2 separate regions of the Homo sapiens genome follow, and region 2 is linked to region 1. A link is a loop called in an ENCODE intact Hi-C map of the cell type or tissue named here. Cell type or tissue: Caco-2. All regions are shown on one strand.

Region 1 (8,000 bases):
TTCCTTTGGCGTTTCTGAGCCTTAGAAAGCTGGGGGCAGATGTTGAAAGCTGAGCTGCTGCCGTGCCCCTAGGGGTCGGCAGACAATCAATTTCTAACCTGTTGCTGGGCAGCTCAGGCGTCATGAAAGAGACTTAATCTCCAACGATTAAATATTAAATGCTTTCTAACATTTAAACATTAGGCTCGTTTTATGATTGTGAAAGCAGCAGTAAAGCAAGGGAGAGACAAGTTTACTGCATCTTAACTTGTGCAGCAAATTGAATTTCTATCGATGGGGAGAAGTGCTTCTCCCCGTAAGAACTCTCCAAGTGCCTGGACTACAAAGATGGGCAGAGGTTTGTGGGTTTCTTTTTTTTTTTTAATGCAGTAATAACATTTACAGAGATGAAACTGTCAGCACTACCCCTAATACTGCAGATTAATTTTGACAGTCATCTTTCTAATGCAGGGGAGGGAGCTATTGCCTGTGTCCCTGGGGAACGTCTGAAGATGAAACTAGAGAAATACAAGTATTTGCTGTGGTTGCTTTGCTCTATTTGATCTTTAAAATATTTTTTTTTCATTCTACAAACTTTTCTCCATAGGTGTGAACACATTAGCGTAAATAACTCTGTACTCTGGGCATTTTTTAAAACTGTTTTTATGTGTACCCAGCTTTTCCTTTCTGCAACTGCACTCATCCACACAAAAGATTAAAATCACAATTGTGAACATTTATTGAGTTTCTTTTTGTGCCAGGTACTGTTTATTTTAAGCACCTTGCATGTGCTAACTCAATTGGGGGTCACTTGACCCACTAAGATGGGATTCTGTGGCTTAGATTTCTAAACGAGGAAACAGGATGTTGAGGAAACTCTGGGGAGAAGCACAGCTGGGGCTTAGACCCAGGCAGTTGGGATCCCAAGTCAGTGCGCCCAGCTCCCAGCTCCTAGCTCCTGAGCGCTTGACGCAGAAACAGTTCTGCTCTGCTTCCTGCCCTTTCCCTACAGCCAGGGACCTTACGCTCTTCCAGGTAGGGCCTGGAAGGGGGATGTGGTGAAGATTAAGGGAGCAGCTGGGGAGCTGAATCCATCTCCGTACTGAACAAAGGAGTCACCAGCTAGTGGCCCTACCAGACAGGAATCGCCTGCTTACAATGTCAGCTGTTCTGCTTTACTCACCTGGGGCTCTGAGAAGCCAACACTGATGCCTCAGGGTCTTTTTTAAAAGTTGGAAAGTTTAGAGCAATAATAAAAGGACTGGTTTGCAGGAACTCAATTCTCACATGCAACAGGAAGTCTATGCCTCCTCTAAGTGAATTCTTTGGGCTAAACCATTACCAATATTCAACTATTCTTGACCTACCAAAACAGCAGTTTCATGTGATACAACTGTATTTATATTTTTATTATATTCATATGTTTCACTCTTAATCAGATTTGCCTAATCTGATGGGGTGATTTTTCCTTTGTACCACACAAGTATTTTTCTTCTTTTATGGATATTTGTTCTTAATCTTCTTTTGTTTTTTGATACCATCAATGTGTCCCTTTTTACCTGACATAAGTTGTCACCCAGCTGTCTTCCAGCTTGCATTTATCCATCAGCATCAGGGCATCTTTTCATTTGTAACCCTTCTTTGTCATTTTGCCTTAACTTTGTCTTTTCACAGCTCACAAAGAAAATATTCCATAATAAAGGATACTTTTAGCAACAGCGTTGAAAAGTTACAGTTATAAAATGTGAAAGGAAAATACATCTTGGGACCCCAAAATCACTAAGCCAAGGGAAAAAATCAAGCTGGGAACTGTGTCAGAAACCTGCCTCAGATTGTATTCCTAAATAAGATAGCTACAAAGATAAAAAGCTGCATACCTTCCTCACAATTTGCCTACAAGAAAATTCCTTACGGACAAAGGACAGACAGAACTCAAAGTCATCTCTCTGAGGCTCGCCTGAGACAAATGCATACCTGGCTGCTTTCTCTGCCCTGCTGTTTATGTGATAAATGCAGATTCACTGAGCCAGACTAAACTGTGTATTCAGTGCAAGGCTGATAGAGGACTCAGAAGAATGCAATCTTTTGTCTCTTATCTACCTATGTCCTGAAAGCCTCTGCCTCTTGTCGTCCCGCCTTACCTGATTAAAACGATGTACATCTTCTACATATTGATTGATGTCTGATGTCTCCCTAAAATGTATAAAAGCAAGCTGTACCCTGACCACCTCAGACACATGTCATCAGGACCTCCTGAGGCTGTGTCACTGTCACGAGTACATCCTTAAACTTGGCAAAATAAACTTCCTAAATTGATTGAGACCTGTCTCAGACAACTTTCGGTTTACAAAAACATAGAGGAATATTTGCAAAGTGCTTCAATTGTATTATGGGTATTTTGGCTTGCTACGTCTTTTTCATTTCTTTTCATTAATCTTACACCAAAGTTTGCCCACTTGTGTGGAATGAGCTGCCACATAGTTGGCTCATTTTGCTTTTGATTTACATGGAGGCAATGTGTCCTAGAAGGGACACCTTTGAATCCCAACAGTTAATTTTCTCCTCTGCTTAGAGGAACACTTGAGAAGCAGGGATTCCTATCGACAGGGGCTGAGAGAAGCACTGCTTTCCAGCTACAGGAGAACCCTGGCTGGGAGCAGAAGATGGCGGAAAGGTCCACCTTCTCCCTTCTCATAGTTTTGCCTTACGTTTCACCTTTTTAGTAAAACCTTGAAACATGAATGCACACCTATGTTCAGCCATGAGTCTGAGATCATATTTCAGGACAATCACCAGCATGTTTTGATGAGTGACTTGTTGGACTCTGCTTAACCTCATTTCTGCACCTTACTTGTATGTGAATAAGGAGGGCATGCGGACATCTGGAACAAAAGAAGGAAAAGTGTTGCTCGTTTGTTTCACTGAAAACTGGTGAAATGCCAAGATGTCAATGTATGCATATTTTCATTGATCCTTATGTTTAACATGTTACTGAACTATAAGACCCAGCATGGTCAGCAGATCAAAGACACAAAGAACCTAAGCCGGAGATGAGCTGGACTTGATAACAGGTTATGTAGATGAAAGAGAGTAAACTAAGAAGGCTGGCCCTGGTGCTAGTTGGCTTTTTCTAAAACTGTGAAGCGCACGTCATTCCTCTCGGCCTCCTTTTTCTTTTCCATTGCGAAATTGTCAGAGTTAAACTGAAATATCTCTAAGAATTTCCCAACAAATAAGTGATTCAGTGGGCTCTCTAGTATGTCAGAATTTTGTTTGGAAAATTTTTAAAGAAAGACCTAACGACCTTTTCAGATAAAAATCGCAAATATAATTAAGGAGCTGGGAGGTAAGACTTGTGAAGAAAGGTTTAATAAGCAAGAATTATTTTGCCTTGGAGGAGAAAAGACAAGGAGTTGATATTACAGTAACCCCTTGATGAAACAGAAATCTAAAAAAATGAGTATAATAAGCCTAGTTTTTCTTTAAAACTAATATGTTACGATTTGAAAAAAAAACAGAAACATGCTCGTTAAAGAAAACAAAATTGCCAAAAGTTTGCACACAGAGAAACAAAAACGTAATTGCATCCCCCATACTCACGTTTAATCTTTCACTGAATTTTCTTTTAGCAGTTTTCTCTAGTTAAAAATGTCTACATTATATTGCATATATATATTTCTGTATTCTGTTATTTTAAATTTAGAATAAAACAAACACTTCTAAATGCTATAAAATTTTATTGTTTCGTGACACTATGCCATAGTTTATATAACTATATATTTTTTTTGCTTCTAGTCATAGCCCTGTGGAAAATGTGCATAATACTTTGCTCTATATTATCAGTATTTCCTCATGATATAATACTACTGCTGAGCTTCCCGGGTCAATGGAAATAAACGTATTTGCTGTTGTTGATAACGTTCTCAAATTGCCTTGAGACGAGTTCCACCAAGTTACAGTCCCAACTGCAATCTGTTTCCCCTGTCACCAGCATACTCTCCAGAAGTTATAATTATATTATGCTTGTTAGTGAGATTTCCTTCTTCTTTTTGTAAATGTCTCTTCATAAACTTTGCCCACTGATTTGCTGACATCTTAATGGTGTTGAACAATCACCCAATGGACTTAGATTTTTCCAAGAACATGCAAGCATGAGATGATTTTTTAAAAATTCATATGCATAGGAATTTACTGGAAAGACTAAAGCCTCTGAGTCAACAGAGGCTCAGGAAAAATGCCACAGCTTGATTAAGTTGCTGTCTTCTCTATATCTATGTTCACCTCTTAAAAAGTGTCAAACTGGATGATCTTTGTGACCATGAAAATATTCTCTTGGAGAAGAATAAAGAAAGAAGGAAGAAGACCTCAGAGTTAGTACGTTATTGGTTGGGGATAGCAGAGAAATGATTCTTACTTTGGTATCAGGTAGGCATCTTAAAATCCCTTCCAATGCAGAAACTCAGAAGCTTTATACCTGTATGTCTGTTTTGTCTCTGTTGTATGTGTGTGTGTGTGTGTGTGTGTGTGTGTGCGCGCGCACGTGTCTATCTACCTACCTACCTACCAACCATCTATCATCTCTCTATTTATGTCTATCATCTTTTTTCTGTCATCCATCTTTCTATTGTCAGTCATCTACATAGTCTGTCATCTATTTTTCTGTGTCTGTCATCTATTTTTGTGTCTGTCATCTATCATCTATCTGTCTACCTATCTTTCTATGTCTATCATATCTCTCTTTCTTTGTCATATACCTATCATCCACCTATCTGTCAATCATCTGTCATCTGTGTCTGTCAACTATCTACCTACCTATCTGTATTTCTGTATATATCTGTCATCTTTCTTTGTCATCTGTCTATATCTAACTATCTATGTCTATCATCTCTCCCTTTGTTATCTGTCTGTCTGTCTGTCTATCTGTCTATCCATCCATCCATCCATCCATCCATCCATCCAATCTGTTCTCTTGCTCCTGTTTTTATCCAGTAAATCTTGGAGCAGGCCTAGTACCCTTAAGAGCTACTTCCCTTCATGGCCAAAGCTGTGGGTGGTCTATGCAAAAATGCTTGTGGCCTCCCACCTGCTGTGGGAGCAGCTTTATCTTATCCTTGTGACCATGTGTGACAAGGTCAATGGTCACAAAGATAAGGTCACAAAGATAAGATCAAATCTCAGGGTCCTGAGGTATTCTTAGAGGAATGACTAGGCAGTATCTCTGGTCCCTTTGCTGTGCCATGATTCATTCCCCCCTTTTGTGTCTCAGCCTCTTTTTTTTCTTCTGAAGCTTTTTTTCGCTTGGGGTACACTGCCTGTGGTTTTAGCTTACCCTTCAACTTTACCTCTCTGTCTTGATCTCTGGAGGAATGCTCCTCTGGGTTATTTGCATCAACCATGACTCATTATTCTGGAGCTGAAGGGACAGTTCCCTGCCACTCCTGGGCCCATGGCTTAAGCCCTCAGCTGGGGTTTAGCAGGCCAGGTTCCTCCTTTCCAGCAGGAAAGCGGAGACAGAATTTAGTGCTGCTTATTGTTCTTCACTGCAATCAAAAGCAGAAAAATAGATCTATATGAATTTTAATTTCAGTAATCACAGTACAATTAATTTGGTCAAGAGGAGATCTAGAAACAGATATGATTTTGGTCATTGGTCAAATGATGCCCTTGTCTATGGTCACAAAGATAAGATAATTTCTCAGCATCCTGAGATGTTCTTAGAGGAATGACCGTGGGGTGTCTCTGGTCCCTTCCCTGTGTTATGATTCTTTTCCCCCTTCTGTGTCTCCCACCTGCCATGGTATGGTGAAGAGCTGAACTTTTCTGTTTTTATGAGAATTATTAGGTCTGTGTATGATTAAGAAGAAGTGCTAGTGAGGTTTAAATTTAAATGCCTTTATTATTCAAAATTTTTATCTCAGAGCTTTTGCAGAAATTTTAGCCTCTGGCTAAACAATGATTACTTTGCCGTAATTTTTCTCCCTAGCAGTAGATAGCCTTGCATTCAGTGGCTTCCCTTCCAACACAAGTCAGTTTATTTCAAGTTCTCAACACAGCTGAGGTTCTTTATCAATTGTTGATTATCATCCATGCTATGCAGGAGCCCATTTCCTCTGTATTCATAACACAGCACTGGCTACATCCTCAGCCTCACAATCAGTGTTCCTACAGAGTCCATATACCCAGTAGATCTAATGAAACTCTTCTCCACCAACCTGAAGTAAAATAAAAAGTTTTGTCTTATTTTGGGGTTTTGTTGTTACTAGACAGTGATGTTTCAAGGTTGACATATCATCTCTCTGATGTAAAACAGCTTTAGAATATAAATATATGATAAAAAGCAAAATTTACAGCATTTAAGTAAGAATGGACAGCTGTTTACAATGGTCTGGAATTCAACTGTATCATTCAGAATAAGTTATCTCCCACTTATCTCTACATGACATTGCAAATTAGAAAATCACAGTTTTTAGCTTCCAGTATAGAAAAACAGGGATATGAATTATGCAAATGCAAAGCAGTTGATTTCAAAGATGAATTCAGTCTGGAAATTACTTTGTTACCCATGAACAACCTAAATTATATAAATAGCTAACATTTATTAACAGCCTGCCTCATGTCACACCATATACTTGGTACTTTGGAAGCATTATATGTTATACTTAAAATGCCGTAATTCCTGGGCCTCAGTTGTAGTAATTAACATGAGACCTAGGCTGGGTGTGGTGACTCATGTCTGTAATCCCAGCACTTTGGGAGCCTGAGGCGGGCAGATCACCTGAGGTCAGGAGCTCGAGACCAGCCTGGCCAACATGGTGAAACCCTGTCTCTACTAAAAATACAAAAATTAGCCAGACATGGTGGTGGATGCCTGTAATCTCAGCTACTCAGGAGGCCGAGGCAGGAGAATTGCTTGAACCCAGGAGGCAGAGGTTGCAGTGAGCTGAGACTGTGCCATGGCACTCCAGCCTAGGTGACAAGAGTGAAACTCTGTCTCAAAAAATAAATAAATAAATAAAAATAAAAAAGACCTAAAGAATGAGTATGAGCTAAGCATTTGAAAGAGGAGTTGAGGAGAAAAGTAATATTCTAGGTAGAGGAAAAACAGCTTTGCAGAAATATGAAGGTACTAGAAAATATTTTGAATTCTAGAAATAAAATGAACATTTAGCAAAGCGGAATATCGTAGAAGGTATTGCTGAAAAACTCCATCATGCAAGGATTAGAAGTAGGTAAATTTGTTTGAAATATAAGTACATAAACTTGGATTTTATTGTGATAATAAGGAATTGCTGGATTTTAATCAGATAAAGGTATTTACCTGATACTTAATTTGTATTTTATTTATTTAGAGAGAAGGTCTCCTTCTGTCTCTGTCACCCAGGCTGGAATGCAGTGGGATGATCATGGCTCACTGTAGCCTCAACCTTCCAGGTTCAAGTGATAGTCCCACTTCAGCCTCTTGAGTAGCTGGGACTACAAGTGCATGCCACAACACCTGGATATGTGTGATTGTGTGTGTGTGTGTGTGTGTGTGTGTGCATGCCACCACACCCGGGTGTGTGTGTATAGGGATGGAATCTCACTATGTTGCCCAGGTTGGTCTTGAAATCCTGGACTCAAGTACTCCTCCTGCCTTGGCCTCCAAAAGTGCTGACATTCAAGCATGAGCCACTGTTCCTGGCCCAATTTATGTTTTAAAAGATTGTTCTGAATACAACATGGCAAGTGGGTCACAGAGGATGAAAATGGGAAGCAGGAGGTGTTGGAATAGACTAGAGACAATGCTTGCCCAATCCAGGAGATGGACTGGACTAGGACAAATGGATGTACAGCGATGTCGTGTTGCAGGTAGAATTGAGAGGATTGGGATTGCCCTGGAGGTGGGTAAGAAAGGAGGTGACAGGTGAAGGGAAGCCTGATGACTGTGCCCCTAGGTTGGTACCATTTCTAACTCCAGGAAGACTGGAGGAGGAAGGAGGAAGGGGCACAAGGTGATGAACTCAAGCTGGTGCCTGTTGAAA
Region 2 (8,000 bases), 310 kb before region 1:
AAATGCCATTTCTTGCCCCCCATCCCATGGTTTGCTTGTTGAACTCATGTTCACGAAGGCTCAGTTCAGGTGGGCGGCAGCAGGTGTTCCCCGTTCTGTGTTTTCATGGTGACTGGTACGCATCAATATTCACATTGTACTTACTTGTTTTCGCGTCGGCCTAAGCACATTCTGAGCTGCTGGAGGGTAGGACCTGTGCACGACTCTACCTGGGCATGGCCCAGAGCAGTCGTTTGTAAACGTGTGAGCAAGGAGAAGGGGAAGGAAGGAAAGAACAGTGTCAAAGCTTGAGAAATGGAATGGGTGCCAGTATACCATGGGTGGGAACATTAAGAAACTTAAAGGATAACCACAATCAATGAGCTGCAGTAGCTCAGAACTTTGTGATCGACTTTTATGAGCCATAGAACTTGGCCCTGTTGCCAACAGTTTTTAGAAATACCACAGCCCTAATGCTTAAGCACATTGCTGTAATTCGACTCTCCATAAAGTGATCTTTAAATTGTGTTTTGAGGCTGGGAAGTGCACATCAGTGACACGCTTAACTGTATAGCTGCAGCCAAACTGGAATCTAGACCTATTTGTGTGCAAATACGATGCTTCAAGTTCATTACTGTTATTAGGAAATGGAAATACAGCCAGAGCAGAAATAACAGTCTATTTCCCTCTGCCTGTGCTGTGTTTTCATCAATGAGGCTTCTGAAGGACTATATGCATTTACTAACCCATTAGAATGAGCGATTTTATATCCTAATGTAAAATTAAAGGAATTTAAGGATCTGCCTAGGAGATACACTTGTTTAAACCTATATTAATGTTTCTATTGGTTATGTCGACTCTAACTAGTAACACGTTATTGGAAAGGGAAATGCCCCGGCTGTGTGTGTATTTTCTGAATCTCAATGCTATATTTTTCTGACAAGGTGTGGAGCTGAATTTCTTCTCTTCTATCCAAAATATGAGACGCCGGGTCAATTATAACTATTTTTAAATGTGAAACATATGATCAATTCTTATTTGTTTTATTAACTCATTTCCCTCCCCCCCTTTCCTCCTGATGTATATACTTGAATTCTTCCAACTTTCCTATTTGAGCCCATTCATTTCTTTTCCTAATCTCCTTCAAGCAGTATTTATTGGGGTACTCACCTGGGCTTTCCCTAGGTTGTGTGGGATCCCAGGAAAATATTCTTATATGAGGTCTCTGTCTGTAGTAATTATTTGATTAATAAATGTGTGACAAGACGTATGGGCCCATGTGGGGCATAGTGATTTATCAATAAGGATTTAGAATAATAAGTAGCATAGAGGTACTTATGTATTTACATGTTTTCCAATTGAGGCATGTGAAAGTTGTTCTCCTCCCCAGGTGCCATCTCTTTCTGTTCAGATCTAGAAACCATAGCTTCCTAGTATTTATTGCCAAAGACAACATTCCAAAACAATTCCACATGTCACCTGGTTGTTACGTTAAGGTTGTCACTCATAACCTCTTTGGCTCTTTGCAAGCTGTTTGCATTGAAATGGCATAGCTCATCTTGCCTCTGAATGTCCCCAGTCCATTTACTTAAGGCTGGTGACACCGTTACTCATGACACTGTCCCATCCCTTGTGCTGGTCGGGGACCCTGGCTTCCAGACACTCTTCGAGATGATGACTGCGTTCTGTCAATGATGACCACAAATGCAAGTCTTCCCCAGAGAAAGCAGTAAAATGTGAGTGAGAATTCATTTCTGACCATGTTAAATGTACAGATTTTATAGCATAAAGGTAGAGCAGCACATCTCCCAGCCACGTTTTCTTTTAGACACTGATTGCTGCATTCCTAGGATGTGATCTTGCTGAATGTTAATCATGAGGGGCCCAGGGTGTGGTGGGAGTGGGCTGTGGGTGCAAGAAATATCCTCCCCTCATCCTGTGGAGCTTAAGACTGACCCTAGAAAATACAACTCAAGGATTCCCACTGTATTTCCCGTTACTTCTATAAAAATGTTCATCTGGGGGCTTTTGGAGGGTGGAGGGCGAGAGGAGAGAGAGGATCAGAAAAAGTAACTAATGGGTAGAAGGCTTAATACCTGGGTGATGAAATAATCTGTACAACAAACCCATATGACACAAGTTTACCTACATAACAAATCTGCACTAATACCCCCTGAACTTATGATAAAAGTTAAAAAAAAAAAAGTCCATCTGAAGGTTTGCAGACAGCTTCTGTGTGTTATCCCAGAGATAATCCACCAGGTATTCTCAGAGATCTGGGAACCTTGAGAAATCCTGGATTGTCCAAGAACCTGATGGTTTGTAAAAATAGCATTCTGTCTGTTCCAGCCATTGTACATGTGTATATGGGACTAAATATAAGTGTTTAGTTGTTATAATTTTCTGCACCCATTTATGAAGTGTCTTGATGTTATTTTTCTTTTATAAAAATATAACAAAAAAATTAAAAACTTAGCTGGGCATGGTGGCTCACACCTGCAATCCCAGAACTTTGGGAGGCTGAGGCAGGAGGATCACTTGAGCCCAGGAGTTCAAGAACAGCAAAATAGGGAGACCCCATCTCTTAAAAAAAAGTTAGCCAGGTATAGTGTTGCTATCGGGTCCTGTGGTCCCAGCTACTCAAGAGGCCGAGGTGACGGGATCTCTTGAGCCCAGGAAGTTGAGGCTGCAGTGAGCTGTGATCATGCCACTGCCCTCTAGCCTAGGCAACAGAGCGAGATCCTGTCTCAAAAAAACAAAACCCCCAAAATAAACAACTTAAAATCAGGGAGGTTGATAGTGGGAGAGGCTGTACCTGTGTGGGGTAGGGGAATATGGGAACTCTCTCTAGTATCTGCTCAATTTTGTTGTAAACGTAAAGCTGATACAAAAAATAAAGCTTATTTAAAAGGGGTAAAACAATGTAAGAAAAAAATTGTTCTAGGTGTGATGAGTGTGATATCACCGCATCAATTGGAAATGGGAGAGGAGATCAATCCCAAAGCCCCATGGCTGCTGGTCTGGAAAGTCTTGGAAGCGGGGTGCAACACAGAGCCTGCAAAGGAGTTGGGGTAACCTCCTTGCTTGCCAGGGTTAAGGATGCTTTCCACCACCCGAGCTCCACAAGCACTGTGGCCCCGAGGTGGCCCTGTAATTAGAACAGACGGGTGAGTGCCATGCACAGACCCACACACTCGACTCTTGTCCCAGAGTCAAAAGGGGCTCTGCAGGGGCTCAGAGCCCTGAGCTTGTCCCGTGTCTGCCGTGAGCAATCCTCCCAAGTCAGCACATCAGCACCATTCCGGGAGCCCAGTATGGCACAATCCCTTGAAACCAATGTGTCCCACCCGGTGGGAGTGATCCACTGGCCAGGCTGCCCTCCTGGCTCAGGACAAGGCCCACTCCAGGGGTGTGAGTCTGGGAGCTTCTTGGGGCATCTGACTGACCCTATGTTGTGGAAGTGGCCCCTGCTCTCAGGCAATTTACATTCTTGGCTTGTCAGCAAGACTGAGAACCATAAAGTTTCTGCCTTCCTTATGAACTCTATTGAATTGGCCTTTGAGACCCAGGCCTGTACAGAAGAGGTGTTTGTCCCTCCTGATGACGGAGGAGGCCTGTGCCCCTGCCTTGGCCCCCAGATCTTTCCTCCACCAGCAAGCAAAATACAAGGAGCCAGTATCAGCACCATTGGGTCCATCCTGCGGTCTCCCCACATGCAGAGGACTCTTATCCACACAGTGAGGACCTCACTTTCCTCTGTTGCTCCTCTGGTCTTACCATCAGCACTCAGAGCTGCTCTGTACAGTTGTGCAGGTTGTGCATTGCACAATGGTGCCCATTGCCGGCAGTTACCACTCACATTACAGACATTGCGGATTTGTGTATGTTACATTTCCAGCAGATGGCAGTAAATTGCCTTGTTCTAACAAAAATCAGTAGAGTGTGATGATTTTATGATAGACGGAAGTCTTAAAGAAGAGGTGCCTTTTAGTCATTTGTAGGAAAGGGTCATAGAGGCCAGTAGTACTTTGCACTACACCTGACCACTGCGGACTTACTGCTCCGGTAGCTCTGCTGTCCAGCTTGTGGAGCCAGCTTTATTTTTCCCCAGTTAGCTTCAATCATTCATTCAAAAAATTACTGAATTACTGCTATGTGCCAAAACCCTGAGAATTTCGAAGGTTTTATAAAATAGCTTTTTAATATAGGGAGGTGACTAGTTGTCTGCTTAAAATTTGGGGGCCTCCTTCCATGATGTAGAGTGCCCCAGCCTCCCTTGCATGTGTCTAGTTCTGGCCAATGGAATGTGAAAAAGAGTGCATTGTCACCTCCAAGGCAAGTTAAGAAGTGAGTGTGTCACTCTCCTCCCCTCTTCCCCATCTTCTGGCTGGATTCGCAAGACCTGAAGGCCTGGTGAAGTCTGAGCCACAGGACCAAGGGAGCCTGGGGCCCTGAGGCCCGTCAGGACTCACTCAGCAAGGATAGGAGGTGACAATCTCAGTGGCTCATGATAACTTCATGGGCTTACTCTCTGAGGCTGATGGAGTTTGAGTTTGGGAATTGCCCTGCTGTTATACAAAGTTTTGCTTAGTGTCGTAGAAATGAGTCTGGCTTTGTTTTCCAATAGACCTAGGTTCAAGCCCTAATGTTGCCACTGATTAGCTGGGTGATCTTAGTCTTTAAGACTAAATCTCTATTTTCTCCTCTATAAAGTAATAATAATAATAATAACGGCAATCTCCCATATTTATTATGAGAATTAAGGGGCCATGATATGTGCAGAGTGCTGAGACTGCTGCTTGACACACGCAGAGCACCCAGTGAATGCTCCCAAGACCCTCAGGGCTGCAGGTTGCAGTGGTTATGGGTATGGGCCTGAATCCTACCTCTGTCTCATTGTGTAATCCTTGGAAAATTATATGTGGATTCTTCTTGGGGACTTGATTTACTCATTTGTAAAATGAGGACAGTGTTTTCCACATAAAGGTGCTGTGAGGTTGAGATTAGAGAATGAGAACACCGTCTGGTACAGAGTAAACACTCAGTGTCGTGGCTTGAACCGTGCCCCCACCCAGAAGATATGTCCACCGTCTTAGTCCATTTTCTGTTGCTGTAACTGAATAATGGAGACTGGGTAGTTTATAAAGAAAATAAATTTATTTCTTATAGTTACGGAGGCTGGGAAGTCCAAATCAGGTGGCTGCATCTGGTTGGCTTCTGGAGAGGGCCTTGGGCTGTGTCATAACATGGTGAAGGCATCACAGGGCAAGAGAGGCTCACTGAGAGCCAAACTGGCTTTTTAACAGGTTCACTCCAGTGATAACCCATTAATTCATTAACCCGTTAATGACTTGGAGCAGAGCCCTCATGATCCAATTACTTCTTTTTTTTAAATTTTATTATTATTATACTTTAAGTTTTAAGGTACATGTGCACAACGTGCAGGTTTGTTACATATGTGTACATGTACCATGTTGGTGTTACTTCTTAAAGGCCTCTCATTTTAACAATATTACATTGGGGATTAAGTTTCAACACGAGTTTTGGAGGGGGCAAACATTCAAACCATAGTATCAATGTTGCAACTTTTGGAACCTGCGAATGTGACCTAATTTGGAGAAAGGGTCTTCATAGATGTAATCAATTTAAAGATCTTGAGATGAGATCATCCTGGATTATCCAGATAGGCCCTAAGTCCAATGGCAGGCGGACTTAGAAGAGAAGACACAGACATAGACAAGAGGGCCATGTGGAGATGGAGGCAGAGATTGGGGTGATGCAGGGAGAAGCCAAGAAATACCAGGAGCTACCAGAAACTGGAAGAGGGAAGGAAGGTGTTTCCCTTAGAGCTTTTGGAGGAAGTACAGCCATCTCTACACCTTGATTTTGGACTTCTGGCCTTGAGAACTGTGGGAAACGAAATTTCTGTTTTTAAGCCACCCTTTGCTGTAATTTGTTACAGCAGCCCTAGGAAGCTGATCTACTTGGTAAATACTATCTTCTTGTCGTTATTGAAGAAATTCTCTCATGGTTACTGGAGGAGGTAAGCAGCTGTGGCTTTGGGAAGACTGGAGGTACTGAGATGGGTGGGCAGTGTTTTTGAAGTAGACTAGGGCAGGAGTTGGCAAACATTTTTCAATAAAAGGCCATTTAGTAAGTGGTTGTTTCAAGTCTGCTTTTGTAGCACGAAAGCCCAAAGGCAGCCTCAGACAATACTTAAATGACAAGATGATGGATTTGGCCTGCCCTTGGGCAGGAGTTTGCTGACCCTCAGTCCGGGGCAGCACAATTCCAGGTAGTTCACGGGCTATGCCAGTCCAAGAACTCTTTGTTACTTTCTGTGGTGAGATAAGTGCTGAAATGGAGAGTGTTTAGAAACTTTTGTAGCAACTTGATAGAGTAATTTTATATCCGTTGAAGCTAAGGGCAAAATATTTACCTGCATATGTACATTTTATGATATTTGTACATAATTATGGTGTACATGTGATATTTTGATATATGCACACAATGTGTAATGATCAAATTGGGGTATTTAGGATATTCATCACCTTGAACATGTATCATTTCTTTGTGTTGGGAACATTTCAAATCTTCTAGCTATTTTGAAATATACAATAGATTATTGTTAACTGTAGTCAATCAACTGTGCTATTGAACACGAGAACTGTATATGTATTACGGTTCTCTAGAGCGACAGATCTAACAGGATATATATATATATAGACTCATATATATATCATATATATGATATATATATAAACTCATATATATCATATATATGATATATATATAAACTCATATATATATCATATATATGATATATGTATAAACTCATATATATATCATATATATGATATATATATATATATGAGTTTATTAAGTATTAACTTACACCATCACAAGTTCCCACAATAGGCTGTCTGCAAGCTTAAGGAGATAGGAGAGCCAGTCCGAGTCTCAAAACTGAAGAACTTGGAGTTCGATGTTTGAGGACAGGAAGCATCCAGCACAGGAGAAAAATGTAGGCTGGGAGGCTAAGCTAGTCTCTCCTTTTCCCGTTTTTCTGCCTGCTTTATATTCGATGGCTGCGATTAGATGGTGCCCAGCAGACTAAGGGTGGATCTCCCTTCCTCAGACCACTGACTCAAATGTTAATCTCTTTTGGCAACACCCTCAGAGACACACCCAGGATCAATACTTTGTATCCTTCAATCCAATCAAGTTGACACTCAGTATTAACCATCACAGTATGTTTGTATCCATTAACCAACCTATCTTCCTCCCCGTGTTTCCCCACCCTCTGGTAAATATCATTCTACTCTCTGCCTCCCTAAGATCCACTTTTTTTAGCTTCCACATTGTATTAGTCCATTCGCACACTACTATGAAGAACTTCCTGAGACTGGGTAATTTATAAAAGAAAGAGGTTTCATTGACTCACAGTTCCACATGGCTTGGGGGGCCTCAGGAAACTTACAATCATGGTGGAAGGTGAAGGGGAAGCAAGGACCTTCTTCACATGGTGGCAGGAGAGAGAAACGTGTGTGAGAGTGCAGGAGAAACTACCATTTGTAAAACCATCAGAGCTCATGAGAATTCACTCAGTATCACAAGAATGGCATGGGGAAAACTGTCCCCTAATTCAATCACTTCCCATCAGGTTCCTCCCTTAACACCTGGGGTATTGCAATTCAAGATGATATTTGGTTGGGGACACACAGCTAAACCACATCACACATATAAATGAGAACATGTGATATTTGTCTTTCTGTGCCTGACTTATTTCACTTAACATAATGATCCCCAGTTCCATCCATGTTGCTACAAATGACAGGATTTTATTCTTTTTAATGGCTGAATAGTATTTCATTGTGTATACATCACATTTTCTTTATCCATTCATTTGCTGGTGGACATGCAGGTTGATTGCACATCTTGACTATTGTGAATAGTGCTGCAATAAACATTGGGGTCAGGTATCCTATCCTTTAGATATACTGATTGCCTTTCCTTTGGAT

What was found. Peaks named below come from ENCODE experiments on the same cell type or tissue, not always from the same donor. Only the 100,000 strongest peaks of a DNase experiment are listed, where the experiment ranks them.
Region 2: a loop joins it to region 1, with 4 times the contacts of the local background. A loop is called at or near these places in 1 of 110 quality-filtered maps.

What each region holds. Positions count from the first base shown.
Region 1 is chr5:9,827,116-9,835,115 of GRCh38, reverse strand. All of the region lies in intron 4 of LINC02112 (long intergenic non-protein coding RNA 2112), which reads left to right. It also overlaps a transcript of TAS2R1 not described here. Among named protein-coding and RNA genes, the nearest start is that of LINC02221, 23 kb to the left of the region's middle. RefSeq lists enhancers at 974-1,475, 2,199-2,699, 2,700-3,200. In Caco-2, no CTCF peak of the experiment used is centred here; DNase peaks (open chromatin) are centred at 2,065 and 3,065.
Region 2 is chr5:10,141,957-10,149,956 of GRCh38, reverse strand. No RefSeq gene overlaps it. Among named protein-coding and RNA genes, the nearest start is that of ATPSCKMT, 100 kb to the left of the region's middle. In Caco-2, a CTCF peak has its summit at 3,847 (motif pointing right); a DNase peak (open chromatin) is centred at 3,823.